2 separate regions of the Mus musculus genome follow, and region 2 is linked to region 1. Evidence: chromatin loops called from intact Hi-C (ENCODE). Cell type or tissue: heart. All regions are shown on one strand.

What was found. Peaks named below come from ENCODE experiments on the same cell type or tissue, not always from the same donor. Only the 100,000 strongest peaks of a DNase experiment are listed, where the experiment ranks them.
Region 2: a loop joins it to region 1, with 2.4 times the contacts of the local background. A loop is called at or near these places in 2 of 42 quality-filtered maps.

What each region holds. Positions count from the first base shown.
Region 1 is chr14:76,594,164-76,596,663 of GRCm38, forward strand. No RefSeq gene overlaps it. Among named protein-coding and RNA genes, the nearest start is that of Serp2, 39 kb to the left of the region's middle. In heart, no CTCF peak of the experiment used is centred here; a DNase peak (open chromatin) is centred at 1,018.
Region 2 is chr14:76,511,158-76,513,657 of GRCm38, forward strand. No RefSeq gene overlaps it. Among named protein-coding and RNA genes, the nearest start is that of 4930444M15Rik, 8.4 kb to the right of the region's middle. In heart, no CTCF peak of the experiment used is centred here; no DNase peak of the experiment used is centred here; H3K27ac peaks cover 940 bases.

The DNA of each region.
Region 1 (2,500 bases):
GCACTTGAGAGGCACAGGCAGGCAGATTTCTGAGTTCGAGGCCAGCCTGGTCTACAGAGTGAGTTCCAGGACACTCTCGAACAAACAAACAAACAACAACAACAACAACAAAAACCCAAAAAAACCCAACAAACAAACAAACAAACCCAAACAACAACAACAACAACAACAACAACAAACCTTGTAAGAGGTCAGGCATCAATAGGGTTTTGGTGGACCCAGAAGGGCTCTGTTTCTCCCTTAGCATGTGGTTACAGGGCTAACATGGATGTGTTGTTAGGAGAGATACAGCCCTCCCAGCTGCTTAAATGGGAGAGGTTCTGATGCACAGCAAGGTTTCTCCCAATTCTAAGGCAAATTATCCTTTTTTTTTCTTAGCGTAGTTGGCTTCTTACCAGCTGTTGCGCTTGCAGATGAAGGCCTATTTATCCTGGATGACCTTTTATAAAATGATTTCTTAGAGCATTGGACAGGAAGAGATAGCAGGTGCTCAGAGTCCTATTTTCTTGCAAGGCAATCATATGATGACTCAGGTCGCTGATAAGGAGGTTAGCTAGCAAAGTCGAGGTGTCAAGGATAATATCAAACAAAGAATGTGGACAGCCGCTTACAGAAGAGCTGTTAGTCACTCTGGCCTTCTCTTGTTACTTCTCCAGGCCAACAAGCCCTAAGACAGCGCCTTAAATGGGTACAACTCTAAACTGTACTTCAAATGAAAGTTAAACCGATTATTATGAAGTTGAAAACAGGAAGAGGGAGGGTCAAAATTCTCTAGTGGGCAATGGAGTGAACAAATTTCACCTGTGTGTGCACTTTTACTATAAACCAACTCAGCTCCCAAAGACAGGGGTGTATCTCTCATTAAAGTGTCACTGACTCCTGAACAGCACAGAGGGCCATCTTTAGGTAGACACCGGCAAATCTCTCCAGTTCCCTCCCAACTGTGGGAGCCAAAGTGTCTGTCCATCCTGCTGGGATTTGAACCTCTGAACCTTGGTTTTACAGAGCCAGGAATAGTTTGCACGCTGTTACTTGGCTCATAGCCACTCTTACTCCCTTTCTTATTCCCTTGCCAGGACACAGCAGGCTACTTGTGGGAATTAAAAAAAAAATTAAAGCCAAGTGGAAAAGCAACACTAAACGCTCCAAGATCTTTCCAGAGACCCAAGTAACTACTGGCATTCTCATAAATGGACTATGTTTTTAAGGAAGTCATGGGCTTGGAGCTTTGAAAAGAAAGCAGCGTCCTCACAGTTAAGTGGGTAATGCCTACCCCGGAGCCTCCCAAAGGGCGCTCTGTGAGTCCATACAAGGCTCCTTTACAAGGCCACTGACTAAAACTGGGACTGTTTTCCAAACACAGCTGGCATATTGTAAATGCAAAGCTATAACCAGGGCAAATATTTGCTCGAGGGGCAACTCTGCACAGTATTTGAAGCCAAGGTTGTTGTCAGGAGCTGCACAGGTCTAAATGCTTTGCCAGCTTAGGAGTTGCGGTTCAACCGCCACATTTTCAGCTGTGTGGCAAATAATGGGGGCAACCCTTCACAGCTTGATCTGCAAACATGCTCTACCTGGGTGAGCATGGATTTGAGGTGGTGGTGGGTGGGGCTGTGTTTAGACTTGAATTCAGTGAGTGTTCCTGGGACCCCACCTTCCTCTAAACACTTCCAATTTTTTTCTTTAGGGAAATGACCATTCTCTCTCTCTCTCTCTCTCTCTCTCTCTCTCTCTCTCTCTCTCCTCTCCTCCCCCTTTTTTCCTCCTTCCCCACTCCCATTAGAAAATCTGTAACTGTGTGTTTGATCTAAATAGCTATGAACATTAGCTGAGAAACTTGCTTGCCCTTCTTCTCTGTTTTTGTCTTCTCAAGCTCAGATTCCAGTATAGGAAGCAGAGGAGGTGGATAAAACACAGCTCTACCCAGTGAGGGCACAACCCAAACCTTGCTATAGAGCAGATACAACTGTTTCTTGTGTGCCACCATGGGAGCATTTTTGTTTTCCGAGACAGGGTTTCTCTGTGTAGCCCTGGCTGTCCTGGAACTCACTCACTCACTCTGTAGATCAGGCTGGCCTCGAACTCAGGAATCCACCTGCCTCTGCCTCCCAAGTGCTGGGTTTAAAGGCGTGTGTCACCACACCCGGCCAATGGTAGCATTTTTGAGTTCTGGATTTTAGAAGATGACATCCTGGTGAGAAGAAAGGACTCGGAGGTCTCTCCAGTTGGGATGCCCCACTCGTACCTGACAGTCTCCACACATCTCAAAGAGCCTGCCATTCTTCCTTCCTCATGTCCTTTACTTTGAATGGCAGGTGTTTGTTTCTCCCTTGCTTGAAATTACTCTGCTCAAGCTGCATGTGTTCTTCCAATTTTCCTACTGCTGGGGACAGCAGTTCCAATAAATGCCCTCCACGACTCCCTGCTTAGCAACAGGATCAAGTCACCTCAAACCTTCCAGGATATCCCCTTCCTAGACCCAGCTGTCTTCTAAAAAAAT
Region 2 (2,500 bases), 83 kb before region 1:
TGTTCAGGTGTCACGCCATTAGGAAGGTTGAGAGCCACTGTTTCAGATGATGTCCCTGTGCCCCTAATGGTTGGGCAGAGGAAGAAATGAATGGAAACTGGGCATGTACAGAAGTTTACCCAGTGGGCTGACTGTAAAGGGAGAAAGGAGATGCCCACTGGTTTTTCCAAGGAGTTTCATTGTCGAGGAAGACAAGCCAATCCAGACTTAAATATTGTCACAGCAAAACCTTTCAACAGCCCTCAGGCCTCTGAACTCTGCAGGAGCCCGGAGTGCATTAAGCTCTGTCTGAACAACTGTTTAGGTTCCAAGAAGTTTGGTCTCCTAAATACAATTCTACACCTGGAGAACCTGGGCAAGAAAATTCTAGTGGTAGAGACCTGGAACTTCAGAGAACAAAGTGCCAGAGATGTCTTGCTGTCTTTCCGTAGAGAAGAACCTGTCTATGTGACATGTTTAACCCAGGACCAAAGGACTGCTATGAATTGACCCAACCCAATATTGTAAACTTACTTAAAACTATAAAACTCTGTGTGTGTGTGTATAAGACAGACAGACAGACAGACAGACAGACTGGGTCTCATGTACTCAGACTTACAAGTATATTAAAGATGACCTTGAACTCTCCTGCCTCCTGCCACCTGAGTGCTGAGATTATAGGCAGGTGCCAACACGCCTAGTTTATGCAGCGCTGAGGATCAATCCCAGGGCTCCCTGGATACTAAGCAAACAAGTACTCTACCAACTGAGCTATGTGCCCGACCCTTAAGTGAATCTTGAGTTTGACTTGGAAGAAACGGAAATAACACATGAGAAGAGTAATCTTTGGCATAGTTATCAAAATCCTTGCCTCCCTGTGTGGTTTGTTTAGAAAAATATTATGCAGCGAGAATTGCCTGGATAAAGTCATAATGTGTAATTCAGTTTGGGAAATACCACAATCAGCTGTCAGTCTGTGGCTCCTTGGGTCATCTCGAGACCGGTGGCCAGATCTGCCTTTCAGATATGCTCTTATTAACGTGAATTTGTGGCATTCCTCCTGTCTTGAGTCTAATTCTCTCTGACAGTCCCCAGCCCCTGCCAAGTCAAAAGTACTGTTCCCTTGGACCAGGCCTGAGAATTCAGCCACCACAGCCCTCCACTCTTGCTAAGGCACGGTGGCAGCCTCCACCATCAACCGTTGTTACTTGCCACTCATTCAGTCGGTACCTGCTACAGACAGACATTTGAAATTGTGTTCTAAAAGCCTAATTATACCAGCTAATTATTTTTTATTAAAAATAAATAAATAAAAATTATTTTGAGGTGGCGTGCATGCTATTACTAGGTGTGGTGGTCAGAGAACAACAGTAGGGGTTGGTTCCCTCCTGCTGTGTGGGAATAGAGTTTATTACTCAGGTCATCGGGCTTGGCAGCGAGAACCTTTGCCCAACTGAGTCATCTCATCAGCCCTAATAGCTGCTCCTTAAAATTTTGCGGCTGAATCATATAATGGTTCATATGATTTGACCTCTTAAAGAAGAAAACTTAGATCCTGTTGTGACTATCGGCGGGCTTTGGTCTAAGCACTTGAAGCTGAGCAGGACTGGATGCTCAGAAGGCAAGGTTGGGAAAGCAGAGGAGGGAGACTTACAGGATCCACAGACGGAGATATCAGAAGGCAATGGCCTGTGATCCCAAAAACAAATCCGAACTCTGAGGTTCTTATGGTAGCGCCTACATGCAGGTGACTACTCCCAAAGCTAATGGCCTGGAGACTGTGCTCTAGGCTGGGCAGAGGACAGGATGGGATTGGATGAGCCAGTACAGCACAGATCCGGGAAGTGGGGCTGCGTGGGTGCCTAGGAAAGTGTGTGATTTGTAAGGCTCTTCGCGGCCAGCACACAGGGACACACAACAGGATCAAAGGACTAAGAATAGGAGAGCTACCGAGCTCCACCCTGTCCTCTGCCTTGAAAAGGGACAAGGACTCTCAGAGGGGTAGCATCTCTTATGCATGCTCATGTGCTCACAGGCAGCCCTAAACCAACTCGGATTAAAGAGAAGCTTTGAAGAGAGGAGAAGCACGCGTTAAAGAGAAGCGTTGAAGAGAGGAGAAGCACAGGCTCACTTGTTCCTTCCTCCACTGCCTTATTTTAGTTCTGGATAGCTTTTAGGTACTTGGTCAGCAATGTGGGTATGGCTTGGTACTCCTGTCAAACAACTTTTTGTCGATGACATGTGATAGCAGTTGTAAATTATGAGACCAGGGGACATGGAGGGGCGATGGGATCCTTGGGGCCTGGGTGTTGGATATTGAGAATCATAGAGAGCTTCTGAAAGAGGCCATGAGTGGAAAGATGACGGGGGAAACTAAGCAGAAGGGGACATTGTCTGTGGCAGAGTAGAGGAGGGTGGGGTAGCGTGAACACAGGCCTGCACACGGACTTGGCCTGAGAAGGAAATGCCCCCTGGGGGAGGATTTGGGAGTGTGAGAGCAAGGTCTCAAAATCAAGTTCCG